Linked DNA regions of Homo sapiens: all the other regions are linked to region 2. Evidence: chromatin contacts called from ENCODE Hi-C or POLR2A ChIA-PET data. All regions are on one chromosome and are shown on one strand. The core of a region is the stretch at or near the end of the contact, and the rest is flanking DNA. Distances in the headings are between cores, read along the strand shown. Region 1 holds the start of HMGN2 (high mobility group nucleosomal binding domain 2). Region 2 has its middle 8.8 kb from the start of LINC02793. Region 3 holds the start of UBXN11 (UBX domain protein 11). Region 4 holds the start of CNR2 (cannabinoid receptor 2).

Region 1 (3,541 bases), core at 294-2,793, 1.4 Mb before region 2:
TCCTCCTCAAAAGTTTTTGTGGTTGGCTTTCTTCTAGAATGTTGGATTTCCAGAAGCCCACTCAAATGTCCCACTTTGGCTACAGGCATCAGAATTTCAGAACCAGCAAAACCCAAAGGGGCAAGAGTCCCAAGTAGAGGCAATGATTCAAAACCAGGCACTAACCATAATTCATGGAAGCAAAGGGAATTGTTTTTTGATGTTTTTTAGTTTCAGGGACAAGCACGAAAATTCAAAAGCATACACTTACAGCAGACAACCTCGCGGATCTTCTCTGTGGCTATTAAAGACAACGAGAAAGTTAGAAATAGGACAGGTAAGTCGCTTTGAAAGTTTGGTATCAATTTGCTCTAGATTATAGGAGTGTAAATTCAGGACACAGGTTACGGTTAATCACCGAGTCCAGTGGCCTCTGCTAGTCCAAGGCTTTGACCCTTGAAGAGAGAATGACTTACTTCGTCCTTCACCTTTGCTTTATCTCCCTTAGCATCCCCTTCAGCCTATAAGAAACAAGAACAAAAAACTGCAGATTTTGAGGTGGTTCTTAATTACTTCCCAAACTTTAGAGTGCTAAAAATGAAAATTAAAGCAGTCGTCCACACAACTTTTCTAGGACATAAATGAGTGAGCCCGACGTTCGTATAAGAACGAAGCGCGCGCAGGAGCTCCGGCTCGCCGACCCCGAGAAGCGAGGGCTGGACCGGAGCGCAGCCGGGGAGGGCAGCGGAGCCCGCACCACCGCGACAGGCAGGAGCAACAGCTGCAGATGGCGCAAACAAACCCCCTCCGGAGGCGGAGCCCAGCGCCGTTGCTATGGCAGCCGTCGAGGGCGGGAGAGGGAGGCGCGCGCAGCCCGGGGAACTCGTGGGCGGCGACAGCGCGCGTCTCGTGCGCGGGGAACGTGGGCGAGGGGGCGGGGCCATACCGCACAAGCCCCGCCCCTCACGGCGGCGGTTTTTTGGCGGCAGCGCTTTCCCCCGCCCGCCAACCCCGAGCGCCGCCTTCCCGCCCTTTCGGGTTTGAATTGCCCGCCCGCAGGGAGGGGAGGGAAGGGGCCCTCGCGATGGGGGAGGGGGCACGGGGCGGGGGCGGCGAGCCCGAGGAGAGCGGGATAAACAGCCGCCAACATGGCTCCTCCCGCCGCGGCCGCCGCTCCTCCAATATGGCCTCTGGCGCCCGCGGGCAGCCGAGCCGCTCAGGGTTAGCCCCGAGCTGCCCGACACCGTCTCCAGCCCCCGCGCGGGGAGGCTGCGCTGGCTCCTGCTCGGCGCCGATTCTCGCTCCCTGCACCAGGGAGGCGGCGGCGGCGGTGGCGGCAGTGGTGGCCCGGCGCCTGGGGCCCTCGCGCCACGTACCTTTCTCTTGGGCATGGTGGCGGCGGCGACGGCAGCGGGACGTAGGTGCTGGACGCGGGATGCAGCGGCGCGCGGGCTTTGGTCGGTCCGGGGGTCGTTCTCGCCTCTTCTTCACACTGCTCGGGCTCCGGGGGGTTTATAAAGTTTTTATAGCGCTGGGAGCCCCGGACCGGTTAGAACCGGATTTCACCTCCCGCCGCCGTTCATTGGCCCAGCTGGGGTCACGTGGGCGGGGTTTAAACTCACCTCCTCTGGAGGGAGTGAGGAGGGGGGTGTGTGGGGGGGGTAGTGCGCGGAGACGGCGGCGCGCCGAGGGGGTGGGGGCGCAGTCGGGGTGGCGCGCGTCGAAGGCAGTAAATGAGGAGGGGTGCGCGAGTCGGCGGGCTCCGGGTTCCGGCTCCCGCCAAGAGCTGTCTTTTGCAAACTAGCAAGTTCCTTCCACCTTATGCAACCCAGCAACCCACTTCTCCAAGCCGTGCGACACTCACGGCGCATCTCAGCGGCTTTCCTTCCTGCTCCCGCTGGGGGCCCCAGAAGAGGGGTTTGCGAGGCCTGGCTGCACTGCCCTGCTCCTCTGGAAGCAGGAGGAAGCGCGCGGCTGGAGGCACAGGCTGCAGTTCCCAGAGCCCAGGCTGACGCCAAAGTGGGAAAAAGGCGGGGAAACCAGCTTGGCGCAGCCGGACGTGCATCCTTCCGAGCTGCCACTTCGGAGAAGCCTTTCGTGCACCTCACCTGAAAGACGGTCCCACTCGAGGTGGGCTAGGGGTTTCAGGGGGAGACTTTCCATGCAGAGGTGCCTTTTGGGTGCCGTGGGTCAGGTAGGAGCTGTCCTTTCAGCACCCGTTGCGCAGCCGCCTCCCCAAATGCTATCGAAGCCCCCACCCCCAACTCCTCTCGGGTGGCTCCCTTAAGGTCCCTGTATTCCCAAACCTCCAGACCCCGCCACAGTATGGTGGAGAGCGGCCGTCGAGGTCTACCAGCACTCACTTCCCCCTACACTCTACCCCTCTCGGAGACATTTTGCCCAGCTGCCCAACCCGACGCGGCCACCAAGCCTGGGCACTGCAGCCGCAGCTGGCGAAATCCCTCCTTCCACACTGTCAAGCTGGCTGCCTTTCACTTGCGCGAGGAAAGGAGGGTGGAGGAAAGCGCCCGGGGATTAGGAAACAAGTAGAGGAACAGGTGGTGTGATGGCAAAAGGGCTCTTCCGGTGCCCCCTAGTCCAAAGCCAGGGTCTTGGAGCTAGCCAAGTGCACCTGAGGGAGGGTAGGCAATTGCAGCAGCAAAAGAAGGTGTTCTTCCGTTGCAGTTAGCAAACAAGTTTTACATCTAAGAATCTTTAAAAATTCTATTTGAGACCCAGCACACAAGAATACGATAGATGTCCTCAAATGGGGGCTTGGCTCACAGGTGGAAGGACACTAAATTGGTCCCATCTGATTTCTTGAGGCAAGGGTTGAACCTGGCTTGCACAAATCACACCTGTCCAAAGCAACCACGAGTTCTACTATTTTGCAGCCCTTGCTGCTGGGCGACGACGACGACCTCTCTGCCTCTTCTTTCCACCACTACATCGCCTCCTGGGGCAGCTTCTCCCTACTCCACCCTGTGTACCTTTCCCAGAATACAGAACCTCAGGCCAAAGAGAGATGCCAGCCCCATTAATCACCTCTACTGTACCCCAATCATATTACGGAAAGTCAGACCCAGGAGACAGGACTCAACAGCCACGCTCATAGGGCAGATTCCGTTTGCTGCCTCCAGCCCCTCATTCCCGCCTTAATTGTAGGGCTCTGCATTATAGCCGCATAATTCATGCCTCCCTAATTATGGCTGTCAACAGCCCCATTGTAAAGCTGTAAAATGTACAGCACCTGCTCTCCAGGAACCCTGTGCCAGGGATTGGTAGAGGGGAGTGCCAGGTGTGGATGGGGGCTTTGCCAAAGGGTTCACTGATTGGCTTCTCAATCGCCGTGTCTGGCATTTATGCTTGATTCTGGGAGCATGGACAATAGCCAAGAAGTCTCTTGCCGCCAGGTATCCCGGGACAGAAAGGGGAAGAGGCGGGTGGGGTATAGGAAAGTTAGGGGTTTCCTGTGTGCTCTTGCTACAACTTGCAAGATTTCACCTCTCCCCTAGAGGGAGCTGCTAGGGAAACAGCTTGCAGAAAGTAAAATGGGAAGTCT
Region 2 (3,222 bases), core at 418-2,917:
CCGCTTCGCTCTCCACAGCCACCAACGGTCGGAAGCTTCTGGGAGCTGACTGCCAGGTCCCCTGTCCACAGCCGAACCCCTCCTGCCTACGGGCTTCCTCCTCCCTGGGGCTCAAGGGACTCCTAGCCCTGCTGGGGGTCTGCCCACCAAGGGCCTAGAATGAGGCATTGTCGTTTGTACCGAGGCTGAGAGGTGGCCATCGGTCTGAGGTTACACGCACAGCCAATAAGTGGCAGAGCTGTAATTGGAGCTCAGATGTGTCTGACTCCAAAATCCACATCCTTTGCATATTTAACAACCCCCTGTCCCCTCAGAGGAAGTCTGACCAGAGGAGGCTTGGACGAGGGGACATGGAATGACCCTGCTAGACACTGACCTCTGAGGCCAGTGATGGGACCAGCTTCTCCTTCCTGTTAGATCCTGGAACCCAGCCTGGTGCATGCCCCAGAGCAGGTGCTCGCGACACTGGCAGAAACACAAAAGGCATCCTGACTGTTCCTGTCCAGCTCCTGACACTCATGAGCACCTGCTGCATACCAGGCCTGGGCGTGGAGACACAGGACCAAGGGAGAAGACCTTGCCCCAAGATCGGTGGCCATCTTCCGTACCAGGCTTAGTGTGGACAATGTTTAAATGCACCTCAAATTCCACATGCAAGAGAGATCCTTTAAGTCCTTCCAGCAGGAAAGCCAGACCTGGGTTGCACAGGGACCCCCTCTGGTGCAACAAGGAGGTAGCAGGGTGTGAGGATGAAGAACGTGGAGCCAGGCAGGCCTGGGTTCAGATCCCAGCTAGACGAGCCTAGGGTGGCCTTGGGGAAGTGACTTCATGTACCTCAGTTTCCTCACCTGTAGAATGGGAATCAAACCATAGAAAGTGCCTTACAAGACCTCCCTTCAACCCACTCTGGATTAACAAACACTCTCCCTGTCCTTTGAAAGAGAGGCTAGTAGATGCCACAGCTTCCTGAATGTTCCAGGCAGGCCGGCCGCTGCTATTCCCACCTAGGCGGCTCCTCTGACTCAGTGAGGCTTCTTCCCAGACCTGCAGCTGCTGGCTGTAGTGGCCGAACCAGGGAGACCAGAATGTGAATGGGAAAGAGAGTCGTGTCACAGAAAACCAAGAAAGGACTTTGCAAAGGCCCAGTTATAGGCGAGTTGTCAACGGAAGAAAAAAAAAAAGTGCTGCCAAATGAGGTGTGGGCAAGACAGCCATAAAAGACTGGGGAAGACAATAGTTAAAATCCGTCACAAACTTTCATTGAATTAGGTGTAGACTAAAACTGGAGGGAGGGGGTGATTATTAAAAATCCAGAGGGAGTCTAGGGAGTCTGTGCTCAGATGGCTTCACAAGCATCTCTAAGGTCCCACTCCGCTTTAAAGGACTCCTAATGAGAGCCATAAACGCTGCTGCACAGGTTGGTTTTATGCAAGAAAAACAAGGTAGGACACCAGCTGGGGGCCTCAGTCTCAAAGACAGCCTTGGCCCTGCATCAGAAGATCATCTCATAAAAGTACACGCGCACGTGTTACGTTCAATAAAATGCCTACTTTATGTATCATATGATTTCCTGCATTAATTTTTTTTTCTATTAACCAACCACTGGTTTTGCTCTCATTGGATAAGAGGCTTCTGCTATTAATAGCACTTACCTCACTGGGCGGATGTGAAGGCTGAACGAGGTACCGATGCAAAGTGTCTGGCGCGATGCCTGGCACACAGTAAATGTTCAGCAAATATTAGCTGTAATAATCATCTCCAAATCCAGAACTCTCACTTGGCAGATGAGAAAACTGAGTCTCAGCGGCGTGGAGTGAGCGGGCTGCAGACCAAGGCCTAGAATCTGCAGCCCGTGTGAGAATCGCCCACATCTGAAACCCAAGCCTGCGTCTCCCCAGGGCCTCTCTCGTTGCATATTTTGGAGGGGGTGTCACTTCCCTGAGGAACGTCAGGTGGAGGTCACGGGAGCAGTGGTGGGTCCCTCAGCATCCTTCAGGATCATTGCACCCCAGCCTCCCACTGCCCATCCTACTCGGTGGAGGTCTGAGTTTTCCCTCTGGTTCAAGCTTAGGGTCAACCCTAAGCTTGTCTCAGTGACTCTCTCTGTGTTCACCGATCTTGTGTATTTTTATCTCAGAGGCTTTCATTCGTGTCTTTAATTATTTGTTTCAATGTCTGTCTCTCTTCTGAACGACTGGGAGTCCCCCGGGGAGCAGGCCTGATTCATCTGGAAACCCTGAACCCAGCCCAGTGCCTGGCTCCAAGCAGGGGCTTCACGCGTGTTTTTTGAACAAGTGAGCAACGGAACAAATGTGAACAAGTGGGGGTCCCCAGTGTCTCATCGTCTCTGCACCAGACTTTCTGGCCAAGGTTGTAGCAGAGAGAGGTTCACACTTTGTCTGACTTTGGAACCAGCCAAAAATGCCTCCAGGATTCATGGATTCCCTGCCATGGTACAGGCCCAGCAGCTGAGGCCCTAGCCTAGTGCCCAGACCCCTCCCGCTCTTTGTTTTCCTCCTTTATCCCTCCAGCCTCCATCCCTCCAGCCTCCATCCTTGTATTGCTCCAGCCTCCATCTTTCCATCTCTCCAGCCTCTATCCTTCCAGCCTCCATCCTTTCATCCCTCCAGCCTCCATTCCTCCCATCCCGCCATCCTTCTATCCCTCCAGCCTCCACCCTCCAGCCCCTATCCTTACAGCGTCCATCCCTCCCATCCCTCCATCTTTTCAGCCTCCATCCCTCTAGTCTCCATCCCTCCAGCCTCCATCCTTCCATCTCTCCAGCCTCCATTCCTCCAGCCTCCATCCCTCCATCCCTCCAGCCTCCATCCCTTCATCCTCCATCCCTCCAGTCTCCATCTCTCCAGCCTCCATCCTTCCATCCCTCCATCTCTCCAGTCTCCATCCTCCTCTTCCTAGGGAGCCTGAGAGTGTCTGGCAGGGCAGAACAGACCCTGGGAAACCCAGCCCTGGAGTGAGGCTCCCCTCCAAACCGTGAATGGGGTGTGGTTTGGGGCTTTGTCTCCTCTGAGTCACCTCCATGGTGTGGTGGGGTTGACTCAGACAGAGAGTGAGAAGGAGAACTTGGTTGGTCCTCCTGGTTTCCACAGGTCCTGAGACTGGCCAGGGTGGGGCTGGGTGGGGTGGGAGGACAGGGAGAGGCCCACACTGAGGAAGGTGTTAGAACCACACACTGGGAGGACTGACATGGATCTCAGGTCC
Region 3 (3,211 bases), core at 580-3,079, 1.3 Mb before region 2:
CCTTGGCTTATCTATGCCTGCCTTGTTTACCAGAGTGAAAGTTTCTAGGAAGAGCGTGGACTCTTGAGGCTGACCGTTCTGGGTTTGAATCCACTTCTGCTTCCTGCCTTTATAATCTTATGCAAGCCGCTGTACTACCCTGAGCTTGTTTTCTCATCTGTTTTTTTCTTTTTTCTTTTCTTTTCTTTTTTTTTTTTTTGACAGAGTTTCACTCTTGTTGCCCAGGCTGGAGTGCAATGGTGCGATCTCAGCTCACCGCAACCTCCGCCTCCCAGGTTCAAGCGATTCTCCTGCCTCAGCCTTCCTGAGTAGCTGGGATTACAGGCATGCGCCATCATGCCCGGCTGATTTTGTATTTTTAGTAGAGACGGGGTTTCTCCATGTTGGTCAGGCTGGTCTCGAACTCCCGACTTCAGATGATCCGCCTGCCTCAGCCTCCCAAAATGCTGGGATTACAGGCGTGAACCACCACGCCCGGCCCTCATCTGTAAATTTCATGTTACCATCTGGTACTTGGCACTCAGTAGTAGTAGCTCTCTTTAGCTTCCAATTTGCATATAAAGAATGCTGTCCACTTTGGGAGGCAGAGATGGGCGGATGGCTTGAGCTCAGGAGTTTGAGACCAGGCTGGGCAACATGGCAAGACCCCGTCTCTACAAGAAAATACAAAAACTAGCTGGGCGTTGTTGTGCACACCTGTAGTCCCAGCTACACTGGTGGCTGTGATGGGAGGATAGCTTGAGCCTGGGAGGCGGATGTTGCAGTGAGCAGAGCCTACCCTTCCCTGAATGTGGTAGGCTAGAAAGTCAAACGGAAAATTAAAAAAAAAAAAAAAAAAAAGCAACAGAAAAACACTCTTGGGTTGTGCAGAGAAAGGGCTTTTGAACCTGGGCACAAAGAAGTGAGTGCCTGAGATCAGAAATCATAAACTCCCAGACCATCACAGCTGAAAGGGTGAAGAGATGATGATGATGATTAACAGCAGGAAACGTTTTTGAAAAAGTGCTCTCTACAGGTGTTTCTGTTTCGGCTTTCCCCTTTAAAATCGTGTACTTTGCATTACCTTATTTAATCCTCACGGCAACCCAGTGGGGGTAGGTATTATCACTGTTTTACAGATATAAAAACTAAGGTGTATAAAGTGCCCAAGAACACACAGTAAGGAGCCAGGACTCCTAATTCCAAAGTTCGTGGTCTTAACTGCCTTTAGCTGTTTTGGTGACTGAGTCTAATCCAACACAATTTTACAGATGAGGCTCTGGGAGGGGAAATTGTCTTACCCAACTCTTAACACAAGGGAACTAGAATTTGGGCCGCCCTTCCGGGCGCCAATCTGGTCAAGGATTTGTCACAGAAACTCAGATTTAGGAAACATTTATTAAGTACTTGCATCATTGCAATCCATCCTCAAAGCAGCCTCCGTGAAGTATTACAGTACTTCGTGTTACAATACTGATCATATGGGGAAATAAGCTAAGAGGGATAATTCCTCCCAAGATCAATTTAGCAAAATAGCGGCACTGTCGGGATCACACATTCAGGTCCTGAATGTGAGGCTGCCAGCAGTTTCATTAACCTAATCCCAGGCTCCTTCCTCCCGCACCTGAGGGTAGGAACGAACCACCCCCCCCCCCCACCCCGCCCCGGACCTGGAGCCCTCTCAGAGCGGTGCATTCTGGGATTCGCCCGCGAAGAATACCGACTCTGTGGGCCAATAGAATCCGAGCACAGGCGACTGTATCCACCTTCGCTGTCTGCAGGTTGCTCAGGCCTCCCTCAAACTAGCCAATGAGAAGTGCACGGGTCCTGGTCGCCTAGGAAACCGCGTGACAACAAGATGGCGGCGCTGCGGGACGGCTAGCGGCCCTGCGTGGTGAGTCTGGCTTAAGACCTTTCTGCCCCTGGAGTCCCCACGCAGGCTGGAGCCCGAGCCCCGAGGGCCTGCGAGCTCCGCGGCTCCCACAGGAGAGGTTCAAGACCCTGCTTACCATGACTACGCGTGGAGGCGGAAGGAGGCGACACGGCCTCCAGGGCTGGGTTAGATCGTGATAGACGTCGCTCCCTGAGCGCGTCCTGGGGGCATTAGGGAGTCCTGGCAGCGGGCCGGACCGTGTCCCCGCCAGAGCTCTGGGCTCTGGGGATGACGGAGAGGCCGAGGAGGTGTGAAGAAGAATGTTGTGAGTCAAGCACAGCACTGAGTTTGGTTCCAAAGATGTAGAGGCATGGTGCAGAGATTTGCTCTCAGAGCCAGGTCTGAAGTGGGTGACAACTCTGCCTTAAGGACCTTTTGGCCTGAGGGGTAGTCACAGTCCTGCCCTTGGAAGCCCCAAAGTGAAGGAGTTAGGCGACTGTCCTCAGGGCTCCCTAATCTGAAGGAGAAAGAGATATGCCCCTGCCCTCAGGAGTCCCCCCAAACGGACAGGGAAATGCAGCCTTTGCCTTCAGGGGCCCTTGTAATCTGGGAGAAGATTAACCTGGAGACAATGTGTCGGACTGGACTGGAGTGACACTGGAAGTAGGGAAGTCAGTTGGGAGCCATGTGACAGCCCCCAGAATGGGCAGTGAGAGTCCCACTAGGACGGCCGACGGTGGCCATGGAAAGGGGCAGCTATATGTGAGAGAGTTTAGCCTGCAGGGTTTGATGTAAGAGGCAAGATGGCGTAAGAGGGAAGGAAGGAGAGAAAAAATGTGGTTGGGTGATGGGGTCCCATTAAGAAGGGGGAAGTGGGAGGAAGTGAGTTTGACGAAAATGTTGGATTTGGTTTAGGAGTTTTGTTTTTTTTTCCCATGACAGCTTTATTGAGATATAATTCACGTATTACATACTTCACTCCTTTAAAGTGTAAATTTCAATTTTTAGTATATTTTAGTATATATTCCATTTATATGAAATGTGCAGTGTGGGCAAGTCTATAGAACAGAAAGTAGATTTGTGGTTGCCTAAGGCTGCCTTGGAAAAGGGGTGGGGGCTGGAGGGTAAATTGGGGGTGACTGCCAAAGGGTACAGGGTTTGTTTAGGCTGACGAAAATGTTCTAAAATTGTGATGGTAGTACAGCTCTGTGAATATACTAAAAAGAAAATTACACTGTAAGAAGGTGAAATATGTGAATTATATCTCAAAGCTGTTTTATGAAAAAGGTTGCATACTGTATAATTCCATTTGTGTAACTTTTTTGAAGTAAGAAAATTATAGAGATGGGCCAGGTGGGG
Region 4 (3,198 bases), core at 33-2,532, 1.1 Mb after region 2:
CTAGGCAACATAGTGAGACCCCCATCTATACAAAAAAATTAAAAAAAAAAAATAGCCAGGTGTGGTGGCACATGCCTGTTCTGCCGGCTACCTGGAAGGCTGAGATGGGAGGATCACTGGAACCCAGGAATTTGAGGCTGCAGTGAACTATGATCGTGCCGCTGTACTCCAGCCTGGGCAACAGAGCGAGACCCTGCCTCAAAAAATTAAAATAAAATAAAATAAAGTAAAATAAAATAAACAGGAAGTGGCTGGGCGTGGTGACTCACCCTGTAATCCTAGCACTTTAGGAGGCCAAGGTGGGTGGATCACTTGAGGTCAGGAGTTCAAGACCAGCATGGTCAACATGGCAAAACCCTGTCTCTACTAAAACTACAAATTAGCTGGAGGTGGTTGTGTGCACCTGTAGTCCCAGCTACTCAGGAGGCTGAGGCAGGAGAGTTGCTTGAACCCAGGAGGCAGAGGTTGCAGTGAACCGAGATTGCGCCATTGCACTCCAGCCTGGGCAATAGAGCGAGACTTGGTCTCAAAACAAAAACAAACAAACAAAAAACAAAACACACACACACACACACACACAGGAAGCTATCACATAAGTCAAGATTTCTGGTATCTCTTGAAAAATACAGCACAACTTCCAAATGCTTGGAATATCTGACAATTTGCCTATACTCCCAAGCAGAAAAGCTTGGCTGGAACTAAGAGGTACCTGCCCCTCTCTACTGGCCCAGATCAGGGTCTGGGGTGTGGGGCAGATACCTCTCAGCTGGGCCAGTAGAGAGGGTCAGGTACCTCTCAGCTCCAGCCAAGCTTTTCCACTTGGGTCCTGTGTTCCCCCTATTACCCACAGTCCCTACCACTCCCTATTGCCCCACACCAGGATCCATCACCCATTATGTTAATCTGCCTGTAGGCATTTGCATTTCAAAGCTCTGGCCTAGTGGTGAAGAGGCATTGGAATGGCATGTCCTTTTAGGTGATCTACTGTAATGTTGGTGCATTATCCCCATTTTACAGATAAAGAAACTTGCCTTTGGGGAAGTTAAGTGAATCAACATTTTAACGAGGCTGTATTAGAACCCAAGTCCCTTGACTCCAGGGTCTAGGCCCATGCCCCACCCTGGCCAGAGTTCGTTGTAAGAGATAACTCAACCGCAGGGGCAAGAGCATTGTGGCACCAGGGACCTGGAGGGGAAGTGGTAACAGGCACGGAAGGCCAGACCTCCTCACACTCACTCATCTGTGAGAAAGTACAAAAGCAAGAGAAAGCTGGCTTGGGGTGGCACTCAACAGGTGCTCTGAGTGGCACCCACGGCCAGGTCCTGGGAGAGGACAGAAAACAACTGGGACTCCTCAGCCCCCGGCAGCTCCCAGTGCCCAGCCACCCACAACACAACCGTGAGTAGCTTTTTTTGTTGTTTATTTTAGGCTTCTTCCTCATTCCCCAACACCTGTATTCTTTTTTGTTTGTTTGTTTGTTTTTGAGACGGAGTTTTGCTCTGTTGACCAGGCTAAAGTACAGTGGCACAATCTCGGCTCAGTGCAGCCTCACAGGTTCAAGCGATTCTCCTGCCTCAGCCTCCCGTGTAGTTGGGATTACAGGTGTGCACTACTGCGTCTGGCTAATTTTTGTATTTTTAGTAGAGACAGGGTTTCACCATGTTGGCCAGGCTGGTCTCGAACTCCCGACTTCAGGTGATCTGCCCACCTTGGCCTCCCAAAGTGCTGGGATTACAGGCATGAGCCACTGCACCTGGCCAAAACCTGTATTCTTACCTTATCCCTTCCCTCCAGGGACACAAGAAGCCAGGTGGGCCTGTCTGGGGCAGGGGATAGATGTCATTTCAGGACACCTGGGGTTGTGGAGGACCAGTCGCAGGAAAGTTCAGGGCTGGCATCCCCCTCCTAGGACCAAGAATCAGGACTTTGGCTTTCATTTCATTACAGAGACAAGAATCACACACACAGAGATGGCCTTACTGTGTGCCAGGCGCTGCCCTAAGAGCCTTTAGTGGTTGGATTTATTTAATCCTCACAACAGCCGTATGCAGTAGGAGCTATCACTGTTGTCCACTTGATAGGTGGGGGCTAGGTGACCCACCTGAAATCATGCGGGCATTGAATGAGAGCATTGGCTTGAGCCTAGGCACTCCGGCTTCGCGGCCCACCCTTCAGCCACCAGGCTATCCTGCCTTACGAGGTGTGGACTGCAACAGTAGATGGGGGCCAGGAAATGACAGGGGCTGGCAGAGGCCTTTGAGATGACCAGGTGAGTCCTGCGCTCTCATTTTATAGATGGGGAGACCACAAGGTAGTGTTAGGGGCACACTGGACTCAGGAGGCCAGGGGTCTGCTTTGGTGTAAGTTCCACTCAGCGGAGGGAAGAGCAGTATTTTCCAGTGTGCCCTGGGGTCAGCGTCCAGGTCTGAATCCCAGCTCTGCCACTGGTAGCTCGATGGCCTAATGCAAATCACTCCATTTCTTTCCTGCTCAGCTTCCTCTTCTGAGAAACATGGGCCTGAGAAGGTCACTCACAGGCTTGTTGCGAGTCAACTGTCTGATGCGGGCACAGGGCGGGCAGCAGCACAGGGCTCGGGAATGGCTGTGGTGGAGAGTTTGATCTTCACCCCATCTGCTCTTGCTGTGGATCTGAGATGAGGATAAAATGAGGCCTGGCTGCTTTTCCCTGGAATGAGTGGCAAGTAGACACGTTGGCAGCATGAAAACCAGGATGGAGGCTGGGGAGAAGTTCAGGGAGAGCTCAGGAGGTGGAGTCCCAATAATCCTGGCCCCAGCTCTGTAACCACCTTGTGGCTTACCAGAGTGACCCCCTAACCTGCGCTGGGCAGGTGAAGCATATCCTTTACCCTTTGGCCGGCTAAGGCCAGGATAAGGCAGTGAAGACGGGAAAATGGCAGCCTGGCTCAGCCAAGCAGAGCCCTCCAGCGCCAGCCCCCTCTCTTCCCACCTCATTTTACAGTACCAGTCACTCTTACTGCACACCCTCGGGTGTGCATAAATTGATCTTTTCTTTATTCAGTTGAAGTCACATTCAATAGGACCCTGAGCCTCATCCTACTGGGCTAGGAGGAAATTTAATCTCCAAGTGCACTGAGCTTCCCTCACTCCCATCCCCACCCATGCACATTGACCCAGAGGACACACAGAACATAAGCGTGAGGGAGGCTCCTGGGTCCT

What was found. A loop is a pair of places that touch in the nucleus more often than their neighbours do. ChIA-PET counts read pairs that join two places held with the same protein, here RNA polymerase II (POLR2A). Pooled maps may share reads with other maps.
Region 1: a pooled map shows a loop between it and region 2 (7-fold over the local background). The contact joins the promoter of HMGN2 here to the enhancer-like site in region 2. A Hi-C loop is called at or near these places in 2 of 50 pooled maps.
Region 3: a map with no recorded cell type shows a loop between it and region 2 (9-fold over the local background). The contact joins the promoter of UBXN11 here to the enhancer-like site in region 2. A Hi-C loop is called at or near these places in 3 of 37 single-sample maps with no recorded cell type and 2 of 50 pooled maps. POLR2A ChIA-PET finds 5 or more read pairs at or near these places in 1 of 52 experiments (activated naive CD4-positive, alpha-beta T cell).
Region 4: a map with no recorded cell type shows a loop between it and region 2 (5-fold over the local background). The contact joins the promoter of CNR2 here to the enhancer-like site in region 2. A Hi-C loop is called at or near these places in 2 of 37 single-sample maps with no recorded cell type and 4 of 50 pooled maps. POLR2A ChIA-PET finds 5 or more read pairs at or near these places in 1 of 52 experiments (activated T-cell).

What each region holds. Positions count from the first base shown.
Region 1 is chr1:26,470,442-26,473,982 of GRCh38, reverse strand. It overlaps HMGN2 (high mobility group nucleosomal binding domain 2), which reads right to left and starts at 1,543. Exons shown (of 6, transcript NM_005517.4): 1 at 1,356-1,543; 2 at 456-500; 3 at 251-280. The coding sequence starts at 1,370. DHDDS (dehydrodolichyl diphosphate synthase subunit) reads right to left here. Exons shown (of 9, transcript NM_205861.3): 9 at 2,677-3,541. RefSeq lists silencers at 819-988, 1,029-1,318, 1,579-1,848, 1,733-2,148 and enhancers at 1,518-2,227, 2,228-2,936.
Region 2 is chr1:25,030,801-25,034,022 of GRCh38, reverse strand. No RefSeq gene overlaps it. Among named protein-coding and RNA genes, the nearest start is that of LINC02793, 8.8 kb to the left of the region's middle. RefSeq lists enhancers at 242-301, 1,302-1,351, 1,892-2,101 and a silencer at 2,858-2,907. Within about 2 kb of position 1,667, at least 10 of the 41 ENCODE cell types and tissues checked have a DNase peak (open chromatin) inside an H3K27ac peak, as active enhancers do.
Region 3 is chr1:26,305,254-26,308,464 of GRCh38, reverse strand. UBXN11 (UBX domain protein 11) reads left to right here and starts at 1,829. Exons shown (of 15, transcript NM_001389556.1): 1 at 1,829-1,873. RefSeq lists enhancers at 1,499-1,588, 1,989-2,038.
Region 4 is chr1:23,911,446-23,914,643 of GRCh38, reverse strand. It overlaps CNR2 (cannabinoid receptor 2), which reads left to right and starts at 1,282. Exons shown (of 2, transcript NM_001841.3): 1 at 1,282-1,398. RefSeq lists enhancers at 956-1,470, 2,244-2,413.